Linked DNA regions of Mus musculus: region 2 is linked to region 1. A link is a loop called in an ENCODE intact Hi-C map of the cell type or tissue named here. Cell type or tissue: gastrocnemius. All regions are shown on one strand. Links, peaks and the distances in the headings refer to the core of each region. The heading gives the core; the rest is flanking DNA.

Region 1 (10,060 bases), core at 2,764-5,263:
TAAGCTTTGTCTCTCACTCGCTATGGAAGAGCAAGCTAACTTTCTACTTGATCTCAGCATAGAGCTGGCCTCCAAACAGAACCCCATGCCATCTTTGACTTGGAATCACCCAGTGGTTCTCTATTGCTCTTGAGATGAAGCTCAAGCCCATTACGACCTGAGTTCTCTCTATTGATTTTCCATCTTCCCTTCCTGAAGCCTTCAGGCATACTCACTGTGTATCATGCTGTTTCTGCATGCTCCCACACAGACTCCACCAAACTGCCCTGAGCTAACGTTTCTGGACTTGCTCCCGGTCATGTCTGTGGGAAGCCACCCAGGTCTCCTCAGTGTGGAACTGAGCTCTCTGGCTGGCCCATATGCCTGCCACACTGAGGCCACCCCACGCCAGTGTTGGCTACACTAAGCCACTTTCCAGCCTCCCCGCTAGATGGTGCTCCTTTGAGGCAAGAGGGCATGTCTATCTAAGGTCTCTGACCAGCACTAGGAAAAATATAAAAGGAAATAAGGCTCAAAAGCCAAAGTCTCTTCTATTCCAAGAGGACGAGAAGCCAAAGCTGTCTGTCATGCGGCAAACCCAACACTTCCTCCACAAGCCTCTGGGTTTGTAGCCATCTTGGATCTTTTCATCTCCAGGGACCAGAACTCAGGTTCCTGTTCTCTCATCCGTTCCCTCCTCTCCATTCCCAAAGTCACTGCCCCAGATCAAATCCTCTATCCAGGATGGCCTCTCAGCCTTCAGACAACCACTGCTGGCTCCCCCCAAGGAGCAGTTCTGACCTCTTGCCCTTTCTCCTCAAAAGCCTCAACATTGTGTACCTCGTGTCTTGACCTGACACTGCAGGTCCTTCCCACTGTTTGCTCACCTGGCTGTCCCCGATGCCTCCAACACCCTCCCCTTCTTGTCCCTCTATCGTTGCTTAGCTTGTTCCTTGCATGGAAAGATCGAACCTTCAGTGCTACCTCCTTACCAACTGGGAAGGGATGGCTGCTTTTTCCCCAGGTCACTTCAACCTTCACCCTTTGGCAAGGTCCGGCTATGGAGCTCATGCTGGCCTAGAACTCAGACCTTCGTGCCTCAGTCTCTCAGGGGCTGGGATTGCGTTGTGACCATCACACCAGCCACTTTATGACTGTTCCTTGGTACCTTTTACCCCCTGTTTCAGAATTAGTAACCTATGCTCTAGTTTATTCTTTTAAAAGTTACATGTAGGGCTGGGGAGATCACCCAGTGGTTAAGAGCACTGACTGCTCTTCCAGAGGACCTGAGTTCAATTCCCAGCAACCACATGGTGACTCACAGCCATCTGTAATGGGATCTGGTGCCCTCTTCTGGTGTATCTAAAAGCAGCAGCAGTATACTCATATGCATACAATAAATAATTCTTTTTTTTTTAAAGTTACATGTATATGAATGTGTACTTTTACATGTCAGTGCAATGGCCTCTCAGCCTTCAGACAACCACTGCTGGCTCCCCCAAGGAGGCCAGAAGGGGGCATTGGACCCTCGAACTGGAGTTCAGCAATTGAGCGCTGCTGGAGTGTGTGTTGGGAATAGATTTCAGGTCCTCTTCAAGAACAGCATGTACTCTTAGCCACGGAACCATCTCTCCAGCATCTCTACGCTTCTTCTTCCCCCCTTTCCTGAAACTGTGGGGTTCTCAGGGCATAAGCCAAGTGTGACTCCTGCCTCTTCTTACCTTCTCTTACCTTCTATGAACTCTGTGGTCACGTGGCCCAGAAACCCTCACTGCTGGGCCCAGACAAGCAGCTCAGCCTTTCTCGGGGAAGAAAAGGTGGGACCAGGCCAGAGGGGTCAGTGTTGAGCATTCTTTAGCAGTCAGTCAAGGAATGGTGGTGTAGTAGTACATAGAGAGCTACTGCAGAAGGTGTCTGAGGGCCCTGTGGCCAGCGGTCTGCCAAGGCGAGAATCATCCCTGATGGGCTCTGCTTTCTTGCCACATTCATGCATTCATGTTACCCATGCAACGTTGAAAACCAACTCTGAACTCGACCTGTGATGCTCACATATAATGCCCAGGTAATAAATGTAGGTTGGCTCAATACCAAGATGCGCGACCATCTTCTGTCTTTCTTACAGGAAATAATTGAACTTCCAGACAGCAATGGAGATCAGAGAATGACCCCCTCACACACACACACACTTTGCTCCTCTGTTTGACATTGAGCCTTCCTTGTGGGGACCCACTCACCAATGCAAACAGGCTCTTGGGAATCCCAAAAGGGCTGGGTGGCATTGAGACAGGTGAGGAACCTGGCACCCTTGAGCTGGTAGCCAGTGGCACAATGGAAGTGGGCGCTGCCTCCTGGGTGGAGACTGGTGACAGTCACATCTCCATACGCTGGACGTCGGGGAAAGTGGCAGCTCAGGAGATAGGCTGTGAAGAGAGAATGGGTGACAATGAGGAAGGAGGGGGAGGGGGAGAGGAGGGGGAGGGGGAGAGGAGGGGGTGCCTGCACAGCCTGCTCCAGGTGCCTTTGGGCTCAGAAGATGCATTGGAAGTCCCACGGAGGCATCTCATTTGTTCCCTTGTAGAAGTGGGGGTTGGTTATCGGAACAAGAGACCTGGAAGCTCGAAGACAGAGGTTCCTACCCAAGCCCAGTAACACTTAAGCTTTCTCTAGGTGTTTTCTTACCTGCCTCCCCCGTCCAACTCCTGAGTGCTGCTACTGACTCTAGCTCTGGCTGTCCTGGAACTCAGACCTGCAGATCAGGCTGCTCAGGACTCAGATCCACCTGCCTCTTCCTCCCATGTGCTGGGATTAAGAGCGCACTACACAAGCTGTCCCCTTACTTCTTAAGTGAGGCTGGAAATGCTTGTGAACCTGAAATCTCTGGGATTGAGACCAGAGGGTCCCGAGTTCAAGGTCAGCCTGAGCCATGTAGTTTGACCAGGTCTCAAAAACAACCAAATAGCTAAACTGAAACCATACAGGAGCTGCTAGACCTCTGGCACCCAAATGATGACAAATCTAGAAGTTTGGGTGTACACATAACAGCTCAGTGGTAGCTTGTTCCCTCATGTTTGAGCCTTGGCACTAAAAGAAAAACATTATGGAGGACTTGTAGACGTCACTTTTCCTGTAAGAAGCAGACGTGAGTTTCAGAAGAAGAGACTGAAATCAGGCAGCAAAGATGTCCTCAGTCCTCCCCATGAAACCTGACAAACCTTGACGGATGGCAACAGTAAAGGCCTCTTTGTTTTTATTTTTTCCTATCTTTGAAATGATAATGTAATGGCATCATTTCTCTCTTTTCCTCCACCCGAGCCCTCCCACATACCCTTTCCTTACTCATTTTCAAATGTATGGCCTCTTTTTTCATTAACCTTAACATGTAATAATATATGTATAGGTATATACATATATGTTCTTAAGCGTGACCTGCCCAGTCTGTATAATGTGACGGGTATGTGTGTTTGCAGGGCTGACCATTTGCTATTGGATAACCGACTGCTGTGTGTCTTCCATGGGGAAGACTGTTTCTCCGGATCTCAGCATCCCTTAGTAGGTCCCTCTTAGTGGTCTTTGCCGGGTACTTTGGCATATCTACAGTTGTTTTGTTCAGCTCACGTTTAGGCAGTCACGCTGGTGAGGCTTTATTAGGGTAGCTTCTAAGAAGTACTAAGTACTAAGAAACATGATCAGCAGGTCAGCAAGCGACTTTTTTTTTAAAGGATTATTTATTTTATGTATATGAGTAGAACACACGAGAAGAGGGTATTGGGTCCCATTACAGATGGTTGTGAGCCACCATGTGGTTGCTGGGAATTGAACTCGGGACCTCTGCAAGAGCAGTCACTGCTCTTAACCACTGAGCCATCTCTCCAGCCCTGCAAACGACTTTGGGACAGTGGGACGGATGTGAGAAAGTCACACTCACTTTCTTGGAAATTGGAGGTGGGATTGGCCACTCTGGTTGCTTTGGGAGTTGTCGTACCATTTATGACCACACAGGGGCAGCAAATCCCATAAAATTGTCTGGTAAACCCCAACCCTTAGGCTAAAGCCCAGGAATAGCTTATAAAGAGGGAGTCTGGCTTGGGTCTAAGAGGTAGAATGCCTGGAGCAGACAAGGAGAAAAGTAAAAAGGAAGGCTTGACTGTGCCTCTGTGCCTTTATTTTTTTTTTTTTTCTTGTCTTACAACTCTTTTTTTTTTTTCCATTTTTTATTAGGAATTTAGCTCATTTACATTTCCAATGCTATACCAAAAGTCCTCCATATCCACCCACCCCCACTCCCCTGCGCACCCACTCCCCCTTTTTGGCCCTGGTGTTCCCCTGCTCTGTGCCTTTATATGAACAGACAAAGGGGCTGCCTTTGGGCAGATGAGCTACCAAAGCTTGAGTTGACTGTGACTCAGTTTTGAGGCCTTCCCCACCTGTCATATACTTAGTTGCTATGTGAAAACAAGAAGAGAGTTTTGAGGGCTTGACCAATAAAAGGCTAGTTGTGACTGGCCAGTGGAGAGGGCAGTGCTTAGGAGATGGATTCTGGGGTCAGACTCCCTGGGTTTAAATGCAGACTCTGCCCGTTACTTCCTACACTGCCACCTTGGGCAGGTTACTTCTTTGCTCCATGCCTCGATGGTTTCTTTGTTTAACCGGTGATTTAGAGCACTGCCTGCAGCGCTGGGGAGGTTAAGCGGGAGGCCATATGTGCAGTGCCTGCACAACGCACACACCTACCTCTGCCCCGTTTCCCCCAAAGCTGGTTGTTAATGTTTGCCGTTGCGAGTAGGAACAGCTTCTTACATTTGCTGTGCTGTCTAGTTTCTAAAGAGCCCCTTCTCGCCTAGTACCCATCATACACGCGGAAGAAAGAAGGTAGGGTAGGGGCTATTGACCCATTTTAAAGATAAAGAAAGCTGAGGTTGGGAGAGACTGAGGGTCAGAGGGCTTCTGACCCTTGTCATACTGTAGAAGTGTGGTAGGGTAGGGATTGGAGTACCTGCCTGCCTCTCGAGGTCCTTTGCTTCCTACCTGGCCCCAGTTAATATGGGATCCTGGCCGGTGGAGTCAGAGACACCTGAGAGTGACAGTCCAGGCTGGCCTTGGAGCTGGTCCAGCAAGTCACTGATTCTCCCTCGGGGAGGATAGGGAGGACTGCACCCAGCCTGGGGATGAGGAGGAGCTGACTCCCTGGGAGCCATAGGCCAGGTGTCAGACCCAGCACCTGCGCTCTCATCTTCCCCGTGAGTCCCAGCACAACCTGGGGAGGGAGTGGGCTGGAATCATGTGAAAGCAGGGGGCTGGTAGCATCGAGAGGCACCCCCAGACTCCATCGTGGGTAAGTGCCACTTCCCAAGATGAGCTTCCTATTGCCATGACAACCAACCGTTCCCAGGGAGTCTGCACCACCACAATCTGTTGAGTTATTTTCTTGCTGGCGGCTGTTTCGGAGCCAACTCCAGTGCCAGGAATGCTTGGATGCAGGAGGGAGGGGCCTCCCCGGCACTCTGACTCTCCACCCGGACTAGGGGACTGGGACCCGGCCAGAGGAATCTATCCAGCCACAGGCCTGTGTGGAAGCTCACGACTGTGCCCTCTCCTTCATCAGCTTGGACAGCGCCTGCCTGCACAGGTGCAGGCGTGTGTTCCCAGGCCCTCCCTCACTCTCCTGGCACCCTCTTTCTCCAGCCCACGAGAAATGCCCGTGAGCACACGCTCCTCCTGTTCCCATCTCTGGGATCAGGGCTAATTACAGTCTATAATTAGGGGAATTACACTCATTAAGGAAAGAGCTGATCATTGACAAAAACTGGGCAGAGGAGGGAGGGCCGCTGGGACAAAGAGCAGGAGTGGGCCAGCTCCCCTAGGCTCTCCTAGGACTCTGCTCCCCCTGCTAGGCCTCCGGCCCTGTTGTGTTCTCCCACTTTTGTCTGGAAGCACAAAGAGGGAACTGGAGTTTTGTGCAAAGGAATTTGCAGCAAGAGAAAAGGTTACTGTGGCATGAAATTATGCCTGCTGCTGAGGAGGATTGATGAGCCATTAGGGAGGCTGGAGGGGCCGCCCAGATGGTCATCCCTGCCAGGGTGGGGACCTACCACTGCTGAGGGCCTGGACAACCTCTGCCCAGCATTAAGGTCCCTGCTGACAGAGGCTGCTCCCCCCAGTTTGGATGGCAAAGCCTTGACAAGATGAAGAGACAGGGTCAGAGCATTCCTAGCTCCAGGATGCCTGCCCCCCCCCCCCCATCAATTCTTCCCCCCTACAGAGCTGCAGAAGTGGTCTATGCCAGCGCAAGACAATGTCTTGATTGTTCTTACCAATTATCCCCCTGTTAGCACGTGCGCGAGGGGGGGTGGGGGGGTCTGAATTAAAGTTAACCTGTGCAAAGGACGGAACAGACTTCCAGCCCAGGGAAGGGGTGGGCAAGAAGGAACCCTATGAGGAAGCTCCAGCTTCGCCTCGCTCCGCATGCATCCTGCAAGCCGAGTAATGCTGGTTTCCGTAGTGGAGGGCATGCTAAGCACCTTTTTGCTTTACTCAAACGGTAACTAACTTTGAAGCATAGATGGTTTAGCCTTCCCAGTAGGAAAGGGAGGGTCAGGCAGCGACTACAGAGGAGCAGAGAAGGAAGAGTGGCGTTTCTAGCCAGCATGGTAGCTGGGGCCTGTAATCCTTACACCCAGGAGGCCGAGGCCCTAGTGCTGTGGTGAGTTTGAGGTCGGCCTGAGCTATGGTGTAAGATAAGGGCTGTGAGATGATTCATCGGTGAAGGTGTCGACTGCCAAGGCTGAGGACCCGAGATCAACCCCTGAACCTACATGGTAAAAAAAGAAAACACTTCATGCCAAGTTGTCCTGGGCCATCGTGTGTGTGTGTGTGTGTGTGTGTGTGTGTGTGTGTGTGTGTGTGTGTTTGTGTGTGTGTGTGTCTGTATGTCTATGTATTTGTGTGGAGGGTATGCCTTTGAAGTATTTGCTAAAGACTACAAATAATATGTGAAGATTGTAAAGATGCCGGCTTATTCTGAACTGTGGTGTGTGGACAGCCTGTCTTATTTTTGTACTTTTCTATAGTTTTAAATGCTTTCAAAATGAATAAAAATTGTGGTGAAGTTGGACACTTGACTGTATTTATAGCAATATTACAGTAGATTAATTGCCAATCAAATTTTTTTCCTTGTTTTTTTTTTTGGTCTTTTTGGTCTTTTTGTTATTTTGTCTTTTTTTTTTTTTTTTCCAGAGCTGAGGACCGAACCCAGGTTCTTGCGCTTGCTAGGCAAGCGCTCTACCACTGAGCTAAATCCCAACCCCCAATCAAATATGCTTGCTTTTGCTTTTTTTTTTTTTTTTTTTTTTTGAGACAGAGTCTCACTGCATAGACCTAGCTGGCTTGGAACTCACTGTGTAGACCATGTTGACCTCAAAGACATACAGATCTGCCTCCCTCAGCCTCTGTGTGCCACTGTGCCCAGCATAAATGAATAAATAAATAAATAAACATTTTACAGAAAATATTTCTAAAATTTTACCAGTAATGAATGGATCAGTCTTAATTCTCAATATAACATGAAATTATCTTATTTATTAAAAGTAAAAAGGAGCCAGGCAGTGGTAGCTCAGGCCTTTAATCCCAGCACTTGGGAGGCAGAGGCACGTGGATTTCTGAGTTCGAGGCCAGCCTAGTCTGCAGAGTGAGTTCCAGGACAGTCAGGGCTACAGAGAAACCCTGTCTCGAAAAAGAAAAAAAAAATCAAAAAAAAAAAAAAAAAGGTAAAAAGGAGGGCCAGAAAGATGGCCAGATGTAAAGGCACCTGCCACCAAGCCTGATGACCACAGGGTAGAAGGAGCTCTCCGATTCCCACAAGTTGCCCTCACACAAAACAAATAAGTGCACTAAATCCACAAAATTTTAAAAATTAAAACTTAATTTTTTTTAGTACTAGTATACTAAAAATAAATAAAAGGAAAAAAATCAGAGAAGCCAAATGACCTGTTCAATGTCAAGACCTGTTCAGGTAGCAAGAAGCCCACTCACCTCCTCAGAGTATGGCCCATTTGATCACGCCCTGCCCCTTTCCCGCGGCATCCCCACTTGCCATGCGGGGCATGGGCTGGATCCCAGGTGGGCAAGCAAAGCCAGTCTGCTTCGCTAAAGACCTCCAGATGGTCATTGTCAAGTCCCTTCAGCTCCTCACTGACCCAGACTGTGAGGACATCAAAGCCACCCAGGAGAGTAGCCAGTCATGGCTGGCTCCTCTCTCAGTTGCTCGGGCCTTACCTTGGTAGCGGAAATGGAAAGTGCCAGGCCCAGCGGGTAGCGGGAGGCTCTGGAACCTCAGGGCTGCTTGGTGGGTGGGGCTGCGGATGACCTGGCCCCTCAGCAGGAACGACTGGTTAGCCAAGGGCAGTGGATCGGGGCCCCCCAGGCCCTCCACGGTGATGGTCTCCCCTTCCTGAAGGCTGATGTTCTCCACCTGCATGTGGATGGGAGAGAACAGAGCGGTGCTATCAGGACTTCTTGTACCTGAGCCCTGCTGGCCCGTGACTCCAGCAGTGTCACACACTGTATAGCATACTACAGTCCCCAAACTAGGCACTTCACACAGGAAGAGCCCATCTTGCCTCCTCGTAAGTATGAGATGGGGCCCAACGGTTGGTTAGAAGAATATTAAGCATGTTACCCAAGTTCACACGGAGATTATGAGCAGAACTCCCTGTTGGCTTTCTATGGTTTCCTTCTCTGGGGTCTGTTTTCTCGTTTGTAGATTTGATGGTACATGAGGGCCTAAATACCAGACCCACGTACCCAGCTTCCCCTGGACATTCCCGATATATGATGCACATCCCCCTCACGCCCAGCCTGCCTCACTATGAACCACGTCTTCCCCCAGCCAGCAGATCCCCAAGCTGCTGACAATAATCTCACTCACTACCTGGGCACCCACGCCTTGCCTCTCCCCTCATGCCCTGCACCCACTCGGTCATCTGGACTGCAGATCCGTTCGGTCGCCTTCCTCGTGGCTGCCACTTCCTTTCTCATCACGATTATTGCTCACCTAGATCACCCAAGCGACCTCCTCGACAGCCTCCCCGCCTGGAGGCTTTAACCCACTCCTCCCTTCCCATCAATATTTTCTGAACTGAAGCCATCAATAGTCTCAGTCCCCGCCGCACATCACAGGGATTCTTGTTTAAATCACCCAGTATTTCTCCAGTGAGTCTGTAGCCTGTGGTTCTATTCCAGACTCTCTGACTGGCTCTACAGGTCCTGGCAAACAAGGTCCCTGCCGGCCCATCAGCTTGGCCTTGTCTTGTGTCATCATAAGTGCTCTGGTCACTTCTTTTGGTTGTCAGAGGCCCCTTTGCTACCATCCTGTTCCTGAGACCCTTAGACCCTGAGCATACTTCCCTTCAAAGGTCAGACAACGATTCTGACCACAGAGACGATGCTGTTGGCTGATAGAGCTCCAGATTGAGAGCCTAGAAACAGGGGCTCATCTCCACCCTGCATTCCTAGGCAAGGACAGTATTTAGGTTTCATTATATTTATTATTTTTTTAATAGAATCTCATTATGTGGCCCAGGCTAGTCTCAAATTTGTGATTCTCCTGCCTCAGTCTCTTGAGTGCTGGAATTACAGTATGTGCCACCATGCCCGGCAGAGCTTTGCTGCTCAAAATGTAGCCTCTACACCAGCAGCATCTACATCATAGAGGGGCTACTGGGGAAACCAGAACCAGGGTTGGAACATAGCTCAGTTGGTAGGGTGCTTGCTTAGCACACAAGCAGCTACATAAACAGTGGTGTACGCTCATAATCCCAGCACATAGGAGGTAAATACAGGGGTTCACAAGTTGCTAAGTAACCAAGGTCATCATACTTGGTTTAAGTTTAACACCCTCCTCCCTCACCCTGGCTCCCACACCACACACACACACACACACACACACAGAGAGAGAGAGAGAGAGAGAGAGAGAGAGAGAGAGAGAGAGAGAGAGAGAGAGAAGAAAAGAAAGGGGGTGACCCTTAGACCCCAACTGAGACCCACAAACTCCTTCTCTGAAGTTTAGAGATACTTGAGCAATGGA
Region 2 (10,060 bases), core at 2,695-5,194, 95 kb after region 1:
CAAGAGGGATTTAGATTCGACTTCAGGAAATCGATCCCATTAGAAAGAAATGTGAGATATTAAGACATGGACAGAGCAATGTTAGAGCTCGCTCTGGGGGTATCTTGGGCATGGGTATCCTTGGGCCTCGAGAAGCCACCTAAAGACTGGGGCATGTGGCAATTCCTCTGGAAAACTCCTGGTCTGAGGGCAATCTAGGATCCCTGTAAACCTGCAGGATTGGAAATGGGTTGTTAAGTGCAGGAAGGGAAACACAGGGTGGGTTGGATCAGTCGGCTGGGGTGGGGGTGGGAATGGGGGAGGGGCGAGGGGCAGAATTCTATCACACAGGACCCGGTGGCATTTGCATAACTTTGAATAATGAATAAGCCCAGCTCTGGGGTTCCTACTCAGCACCGCTCATCTGCATCTTTATTAAGCTTTATAAATGATTCAGCTCCCTACCCCTTCCCTCAGCCCTGCCCAGCCTGCCCCTAAAATGAGCATCAGGGTAGCTGATTGCTCATTATTTTAGGCTAGATTTGTTTCACCAACATCCAGTGAGGCATGGAGTGGGGGACGCAGGAGGGAAAGATGGTAGGGAGGTGCAGGGGGAAGTTCAAGGCCAGCTCCAAGCTGAGACAGGGCACTTACAGACCAGAGCATACTTCTTTAAGTTGATCCTGTGGCCAGCATCTTAAGACAGAGCCATTTCATAGATTCTCTGAAATGTGCTGGGTTCAAATCCTGATCAATCCCCTCTCTTGTCTTCCATCAGCTGCCAAACTCCCAGTAGGCCTTCGCTCAGCTCCAGCACTGCCCTGCCGGCAGGCACTTGAACAGCCGAATGAGTATAGCCCCCGGGGAAGTTCTCACTTTTTCCTGAGGCAGGAATTTTGCTATTTGCTCAAAAGAAGGTGGGGAGGGGGAATCTGCAAGAACCAGCACTGGGCATAGCAGGGAGCATGAGCACAGTGTGTGAATTTGCAGAGGAGCCACACCTGTTCCTCCAGCACACCTGAGGCACCCGAGGAGCTGTGTACCCTCCCAGCCAGTGTGTTCATGCTGGCAACCCTTGGAGCTGCTGGCTCTGCTGGCTGAAGCCTGGGAGATAGATGTATTGAACAGTCTGGATGGGAGGATCTTGCAGGAACCTCCGAGTGCTGAGAGGGCAGGGCATTTCTCCCAGGGCATGTGCAAACCTGGTTGCACATGAAAACCACTTGGAGAGGTTTTTAAAGATATGACGCCGGGGCGACACCCAAGACCATTTAAATCAGAATCCCCCAGAGACAAGGCTGTGAACACAACCTTTTTTTAATTTATTTTTTATAAGTCCTTTAATCCAATTTGAGTCTTGTTTTGAAACAAACCAACCTTTTCATTTTTTAATACTAGGGATTGGACTTAGGGTCCTACACACGCTAGTCAAATGATATACAGTTGAGCCGTACCCCACTCTTACTATTTTTTTTTTTTTCGAGACAGGGTTTCTCTGTATAGCCCTGGCTGTCCTGGAACTCACTTTGTGGACCAGGCTGGCCTCGAACTCAGAAATCCGCCTGCCCCTGCCTCCCGAGTGCTGGGGTTAAAGGCGTGTGCCACCACGCCCGGCTCTACTATTTTTATCATGTGTGCATGCATACAAATGTGGATAAATGTGGGTGCAAGCTTGCCATGTGCAGAAGTCAGAAGGCCTTGGCTATCTGTCCTCACCTTCTTCACCACTGTGAAGTACTCCAGGCTAGCTGGCCAGAGAGCCTCCTGGGATTGTTGCTAGAGCACTGTGCTATGAGTCCAGCTTTTACATGGGATCTGGGGATCTGAACTCAGGTCTTTGGCTTACAAACAAGAGATTCACCCACTGAGCCATTTCCTCAGCCCCAGCCCTCTTTTCTTTTGACTTTTGGGCAGAGACTAAATTGCCTAGGCTGGCCTTGAACTTATGATTTTCCTTCCTTGGCTTCCTGAGTACTCAGAGTTACAGGCCTGATATCTGTTTTATATAAAACATGTGTATAAATATATGTGAAGTAAAAACTATGTAATAACATCGGGAAAATTTAAGCATGGGCCAAATATTTGATAGTAAAAAACTATCAATTTGTTTTCAAGTGTGATAAAAGTATTGTGATTATGCCTTTTTTAAGAGCCATTTTCTTTTCTATGGGGGATCAATACAAAAGCGTTTCCTGATGAACCTTCAGATCTGCCATCAACTGGCAGGGGAAGTGGGCAGGTGGGGCACAGCTCACTGTTGATCTTTGTTGAGGCTCTAAGGGTTAAAAAAAAAAAAGTCATTTTATTACACTTTTTACTTTTATTCACAAACAGAAATGGTGGCAGCTCGGTGACACTCGGTGGAACCAGAACTTAGGGAAGCAGGGACCCAGTGCCCCTTTGAGAACAGAACTGGCTTCTAGAAGGGGTTTTCCATGATCCTACATAACAAGGGAAGACTCAATCCATACAGGACGTCCTCTAATGTCTGCGGACTCAGGCTACATGGGCACAGAAACTTGGCATTTAGGGATGAAACTAGGGCTGCAGAGTCACCATCAGGCTGCTTCCTCTTCCTCCTCCTCTCCCCCTCCTCCTACCCCTCCCTCTTCTCCTTTTGTACCTACCATCCTCTACAGCAGTGGCTCTCAGCCTTCCTAATGCTGGAACCCTTTAATACAGTTCCTCATGCTTTGGTGACCCCCAACCATAAAATTATTTTTGTCACTACCTCACGACTAATTTTCCTACTGTTATGAATTATAAGGTAAATATCTGATATGCAGGATATCTAATGTGTGACTCACAGCCTGGGAACCGCTGCCCTAGGGGCTCAGAAGCCCCAGGCTCTGTATCAGAAAGTCACTGCTTGAAGCTTTGCTCGCTCTCTCTAGGAAGCCTGACCCCTATTGACTCAGCAAGTCTCCCTGGGCTCATCTGCCTCCACCAGGCAGGGGACACTAGCCCTGCTGATGTCATCAAGGAGGTGAGGGGAAGCTGAGAGCAACTGGAGGGAATTTGGGGCACCAGGCACCCCCACCAGCAGCCTGGGAGAAGGTCTGTGGTTGTTGCTGTGAGCTGAGAGTCACTCTCCTAGCTAGGTTCTCTTTGCACAGCACTCCTTTAATGAAACAAAACTCAGCATCTCGGGTCTCTCCCGCCCTGTACGGATCGAGTCTCTTCAGCCTTGCCAAGCCATCCGTTCACCGACCCTCTGCACCTTCTCCAAGGACCCCGGAGACATAATTCTTCACCCTGATTGGGGGAGTCTCGCCCTGTCATCGAACTCAGCCCTGCCCTCCACCCTGCCAATCTTGCTCCATTTGGGCCTCAATCATCTTCTCTGCTCCATTACTTTTCCTGATGGCCACCAGGGGCTGGGGAGCGGGGAGGGCTGGGGAGGGTCTGCTTCTAGGAGTGTTGGAATCCGTGCCTGCGCATCGCCCGCTGCCATGAGTTATTTCAGCATCGATGTTTGTCTCGAGCTGATTATTCCAGCTCCAGAACAGGTGGGGCAGCCTGCGGTGGCTTATTCGTCAGCCAAGGCCATCTGTTCCCAACAAGCTGAGATTTGTAGCTGATTTCTACTGGAGAGCCAGGGGTGGGGGTGGGGAGGCACATGGAGATTGCACTCTGGGCCCTGGGGGACCCACTGTCCTTCCCAGAACTTCTGGTATGACTGAAGTCCTGATGGCCTTTTCTGTACCCAAACCTTCCTATTTCCTAGGAAAAACTCCCTGGCCTCTTGATTTGACAACAACGCTTTTTCCTTTTCCTCAAGAGGATAAAACAGACATTAGATACACAAATCTATTAACCAGTATGAAGTTGGGTCAGTGAGCAGTGTCTCTTTAGAGACAGGAAAATTTATATACACACACATATATATATATATATATATATATATATATATATATATATATATATATATGTGTGTGTGTGTGTGTGTGTGTGTGTGTGTGTGTATGCATATATACATATACGTGTGTGTATATATATATATATATATATGGCATATATAATCATATGACCTTCTCAATTTTATCTCCAACCCCTTTATCAATAGGAATGTCCTTACCCAAACCCATCACCTGCAGGGCTCCAGGCTGATGGAAGAGACAGGTTTGGAATCTCTTCTCCTCCCCACCCTTCCACCCTCCAATCTGTTTCTTTCCCAGCTTCCACGCTCAGGCCTGCCAGCAGATGCCTGCTGCTTTAAGGGCGACATTCCCTGAGCAAGGAGCCAAGCAGTGTTTAAGCAGCTTTGCCACATGGCTTACCCAACCCCCACCTACCCTACACAGCTGACAGCTATACAGGGGAGACTAAGGAAAAACTATTCTTCTCGTCAGCCACGTGGGTCAGTGTGGGACCCTCTTTGGTGTTAGTGTCCATGTGTGCATTGACTTTCAAAATCACATACAAATTTCATGCTAACAGTAACAGATGCCTCACCCCCCCACACACACACACACTAGAGAGACAGAGACAGAGAGACAGAGGGAGAGAGGCAGAGAGAGACAGACACACAGAGAGGTGGAGATGAGAACAGGGAAAGCGTGTTTTGGCCTAGTACCTGGGACTGCGGATGCTCACCACCCTTCCAGCTCCTTCCCATAGGCATTGCCAGGAACAGAACCCAAGGTCGTACACATACACTCATGTCTCCTGACTCCCTCATTTATTAACTAACCTGCATTCTCATGTGTACTTATTTTCTTTTCATGATATAGCTTTAGCTGGCCTAGAACTCTCTATATAGACCAGGCTAGCCTTGAACTCACGAAGACCCATCCGCCCATGTCCTGAGGGTTGGGATTAAAGGCATCCTCTACCTCAGCAGGTTGTCACATGTAATATAAAACCATCTCCCTGTCTCCCTCCCACTTCCCTTTCCTTCTTCCACTCTGGGGATAGAACCTAGGTGTTACATAGGCTAGACAAGAGTCTTGAGCTACATCCTCAGCCCCAACCTGCCTCACTGCTCTGTTGGCTTATTTCAGCAGGTCCTTGTGAGCAGGGGCCCATTTCTGATCCCAGATACCTGCTTGGTGGTTAAGTACATGTGTATCCAAGGTCCACGGTGGCACTTCACAGGACCTGTCCTTCTGGCACAAAACCTGTCAGAGAGTGCCACCCCCACAGTTGCTTTCCATGATCTAGTAGTCCCTGGGGCTAGACTCTGCCCCAGGATGACAACCTGCAAATGGTGCCAGGCCCCAGTGTTAGTTAAAATGAGACACTGGACCTTCTTCATCACATATGATTTTATATGTCTGGCTGCAGTCGTTGACCTGTCTTTTAAAGACTTACTGTTTCAAAAGCTGCCGGCTACATCTTCCACACAGCAGCATTTCTTTTTTTTTTTTTTTTAACTCCCTTTAAAAATTTTTATTCCCTACTTTGAAATCCCCTCAGTGCCCTCTCTTCCCCCAATGCATTTGCTTTTCTCCCTAATCTAGTCAGATGGTAAATCTGGCACAAAACATATAAAATTTATTAAAATGTGGAAACTCTTTGACTCTTAAGTCACCTCAAATATAATTTGCCTGAACGGTGTCAAAACTTAATATCCTTTAAAACATTTTTTTTGATAAAACTGTCATAGCTGACTTTTGATATCAAAAGCAAATTCTATCTGCACATATAAGTATTCTGCTGGGAGATTTGTGTCACCAACTTCAATCACAAAGCACACAGCGTCTCTGGGATCTCCCTTATGGATATGACCCATCAGAGGAGCATACACTGCAGAAAACCCAATTTCTCTGTAAAATTCCTCCTAAACAGATCTAGCATCCTTGTTAGCTCCAAAATGGCTATTGCTTTGGATCTCTTTCTTCCCCGATCGAATCGCAAGAATGGTCCGGATTGTTCTGTCTTACCATCACAAAATTAGATGAAGTGAATATTGCTTAAAATATGCATTCTGAGCCGTGCAGAACTGTTATTCAAACTGTTGGCGCAGTGGGAGCACAGCACAAATGTGATAATGCATGAAGGGGGGGTCTAAAATTCTAAAGAGCAACATGGATGTGCACAAGACATTTTCTCCTGAATTTGCCAAAAGTGTTTTCTTCCTCAGGCCAGGTCTGGTGACTACTAAGCACATAAGGGTTGGAGGGGGCCATGACAGTGGTCACTCCCCTTCCTGCTTCTTCTGCATCCTGACAAGCCTAGAATAGTTCCAGATGCCCAGCCAGCTGCTGGATCCAAGCAGAGGACCTTGCTGACATCACTGGAACCTCAGTTACCTTAGAGGACAATGACACTTAACAGACTTGGGAGAGACTATGTCAGTCAAGGTGTGAGGGCTGGGGACCCAGTAACTCAATGCGTAGGAGCCATTGTTACCTCCTCACCAAATAGGTGATAATCTTGGAAGCACCACCCAGCCTCCAGGTCCATCATTGCTTCAGCTCCCCCTAAGACTTAAAGGGGTGGGAAGCTGCTCCCTTGGTCCTGATCTGAAATCATTAAAAGGGCAATGCTAAGCATCATGGCATGACTCCAGATCACTCCAGATCACTCTTGCAATTTGATCTGGGAAGAGACAGAATCAAAGCACTCAGGAAGCAGAGGCAGCTGGACCTCTATGAGTTTGAGGCCAGCCTGGTCTGCATAGTGAGTTTCAGGGCAGTTAGTGAGACCCTGTCTCACACACACACACACACACACACACACACACACACACAGAGAGAGAGAGAGAGAGAGAGAGAGAGAGAGAGAGAGAGGAGAGAATGCCATTCACATGGCCCTGACAACTGCTTGAGACATAGCTAACACAGCCTGTTACTAAAGCTATGGCTTAAGCTGGATGCTGGATGGTGGTAGCAGTGGCTCAGGCCTTTAATTCCAGCACCTGGGAGGCATAGACAGGCAGGTGGATCTCTGGGAGTTCGAGGCTATCCTGGTCTACAGAGTGAGTTCCAGGACAGCCAAAGCTACACAGAGAAACCCTGTGGAGGTGTGTGGTTTCTGGGAGCAACAAGAGCAGAATCTCCAAGTGTGGGATGGAGCCAGAAGCTACTGAGCTCTAAAATCAGGGCTGTGAACTTGCAAATAAAATCGGAATAAATGGTAGTGATTTCCCAGTTTCACAGTGAAAGACAGGGCGCCTACCTGGCCTGACAGAGTCAGGAAGGGAGGCCAATAGGAAATGAAAGAGGGGCTGAAAGTCAGAGGCCGCTGGCTGGAAGCCAAGCCCAGGCAGACCATGAACTTCCTCAGCACCCGTCTCACCAACTCCATGGGTGCCACCCAAGGGTGCCTTGGCGGCAGCAACAGAATCTCAACTTAGCAACCAAAGGTTCGTGCCAGCAACACCACCTCACTTTACAAATGGGGAAACCGAGGCCAGAAGAGTCAGCCCCTTTCCCAGGTTGTGGTGTCAGTAGCTGTTTGCTTTTGCTATTTTTCTCACTGGCCCGGATTCCAACTGGGGCAATGGGAAAGAAGCTACCCCAAGGGCAGAACTCGTCCATCATCAGGCGTGCCCCTCCGCTGGAAGATTTAGAGAGGATATAGCCTAGGGGAAGATGAAAGCAGTTGAGGTAGCTGGGAGTACCAGGCGGGGACAAATTAGCATAGTCTGGTCTGACATGTGTTGCTATATAAGAGGCTACAAAGTGTTCCAAGTTCCTGAGAACCGGCTCCGAGGAAATGAAAGGGGAACAGGAGGGATTAAGGTTAGATTTAAGACAGCACTTTCTCCCAGGGATGGCCCTTTATTCAGTGACCAAGGCTGGCTGTGAACTCATCCCCTGTCCCTCCCACTCCTGAGGCCTTTGGGAATCCGTTTTCTCTTCCCACACAGCCTGCTTGGAGGGCGGGAAGCAAATGAGGTGGCTGACTTTAAAAAGTCCTCACTTCAGGTAGGCACTCCTCTTCCTAGATGGGCCTCCTGGGCTCTCTGCTGAAAGTGAGGACTGCAGCTTTCAGGCTCTGGGGCCCTGGGGGGAGAACAGCAGTCATGGCATCTCTTGCAACACGCTCCCTGCCAAATTGATTCAAATTGGCTTGGATATGAACATATGATTAAAGGAGCGGCGCGATTCATTTATCAGGAGAGATTAAAGAGCGGCATCTGCGCAGCCTAGCTGGGGGACAATTAAGGAGCAAATCGCTAAGTGTCTGTGCCACCAGGCACGGGGGGGGGGGGGGGATGGGGGAAGGACAACTGGGATAATCTGCCAAGAGGACTTGAGGACAAAGGGAGCAGTTTGGGGGGTCACTGCCTGCTGCTGATGTGTCTGGGCACTGCGGGGACTTCCCTAGGGCTTTGGTCCCTTGCCTCTAATTCTGGAGTCAGGGTATTCCTGCAGGCTGGAAATTAGCAGGGAGGATTGACAGCGGACTCAGGGTGGCTGTGAGGCGGGCCTGGGGCACAGGGCCAGTGGCTTTGTTTTGTGGGATCACAACCATCTTAGGGGAAGAGGTACTGTGGGTACTTAGGAGCTTGCAGAGTTCTCCAGGAGTAACCTCAAGTGAAGACAGGCTTTGGTGGTTTCTGGGCCTCTGGAGTGGGAAACAAGGGAAGGAAGTGCTGCCCTCCTAACCTGGGTTAGGATGTTTGTGGGAACTGGGAGAAGCATTGGGGGTGGGGGAGAGGCGGACTGTGAACTCGGGCTTTCCCAGGCAGTGTGTGGCATGAGCATTGTTTATCCCTCTGTGTCAAGACCATCCTGTAAGTTCTTTCTTCCCCATGCATGTCCTAGCAATAACTACCCGAGCAATCATTCTCCTTGAAGGCCTAAGCCCTGAATACCGTTTTGATGACCCTTCGCAGTCTCCCTCTCCACAAAGGCATTCATTCTCTTCCCATAGCGTAGCTCATAGCTCGGAAGCACCTTCTCTGCCCTTCTGCGGTGGCCCCTGATCCCATCCCTGGAGGACAGGCACTGAGATCTCTCCGCTCAGGTCGGAAGATGATACTTACCAGCAGGTGAGGCATATGCTCTAAGTCCGATTCCACCCTGGGATGTCCCCGATCTGAAAGGACTTCATTCTCAGCACCAGGACCGGGCCCAGGTTAATGAGGCGACTCAAATGCTGAGCAGACTGAGTAACACAAGTCCCCTGACTTGAGAAAATATTCTCACCCCAGACCTGGTGTGTTAGTTTGCACCTGCAATCTGGGGCTTAGGGAGGCCGAGGCAGGAGAACTGTGAATTAGAGGTCAGCCTGGACTACACAGTGAGGCTCTCACTTTCATCGCCTTTTCTCTTTGTTGGAGGGCAGGCGCCTTTGTCCCAGAAGGATCCAAGCTCTCCCCAGCTTGTTTTGGTGGTGACTTTTCCCTCTTTTGACTTTCCAGACAGACATCACCAGAGCTCTTCCCACCCACCTCCTCAGACCATTGAACGCCTGTGGAAAACAGATCTAGACATGGATAATGTTCAGAGAAGGAGGAGGAGGAGGAGGAGGAGGAGGGTAGGGAAGGCCTTTGGTTTCTTCCTCATCTGCATGAGCTGCCCTATAACTTTTGCAAGGCCACGAAAGTCTGGCGAGTATAGCTCAGGCCTGCAGGCAGAGACTGAGCAGCCATCTAAGGCAGTGATCCTAGGCTTCTCGAGTTTTCTGTGGCTAAAGAGGGCTGAGGAACAGAGAACATGCTGCCAAATTTTGACCAAAAAGTCACCTCTGGAGTGACTAAAGTTTTGAGAAGGGGTTGGGGACAAGCTGCCAGCCCCACTCACCTCAACACAAATGTGGGAGGCTCTGTCCTCCTTAAACAGCCTCTTTACCCACTATGGCAAGTGACCTGGTGAGGCTCTGGGAGTGAGTGACATTGGCCACACAGACCAAGGTGGTTCTTCCATGTCCCCATCAGAATTCCACCTCTGCCCCTGCCCGGGACCACCCTGGACTTCCCCTGAGCCTGCAAGGAGAGGCAGGGAAACTTGTGGCCAGGAGGGAAGGGGCCTTTTATTTCCTTACATCAATCAGGTCCACAGGGAGAGCACAGCCCAATGAGTACAAAGCAATGGCAGAAGGGAAGGGGGATGGCAAACAGGTCCAGCACCAGGTACTGCCTTGGGGCCCCCAGATCCAGTGGAAAAGTCAGATGAGCTTTATGGTA

What was found. A loop is a pair of places that touch in the nucleus more often than their neighbours do. Peaks named below come from ENCODE experiments on the same cell type or tissue, not always from the same donor. Only the 100,000 strongest peaks of a DNase experiment are listed, where the experiment ranks them.
Region 2: it touches region 1 in a loop (2.6-fold over the local background); 2 of 42 quality-filtered maps call a loop at or near these places.

The regions. Positions count from the first base shown.
Region 1 is chr11:77,961,241-77,971,300 of GRCm38, reverse strand. It overlaps Sez6 (seizure related gene 6), which reads right to left. Exons shown (of 17, transcript NM_021286.4): 4 at 8,251-8,446; 5 at 2,214-2,399. Among named protein-coding and RNA genes, the nearest start is that of Phf12, 17 kb to the left of the region's middle. In gastrocnemius, for the core only: a CTCF peak has its summit at 3,960; DNase peaks (open chromatin) are centred at 3,966 and 5,126.
Region 2 is chr11:77,865,807-77,875,866 of GRCm38, reverse strand. It overlaps Myo18a (myosin XVIIIA), which reads right to left. Exons shown (of 41, transcript NM_001291213.1): 41 at 9,879-10,060. Among named protein-coding and RNA genes, the nearest start is that of Gm29932, 14 kb to the left of the region's middle. In gastrocnemius, for the core only: no CTCF peak of the experiment used is centred there; DNase peaks (open chromatin) are centred at 2,957, 3,464 and 4,198.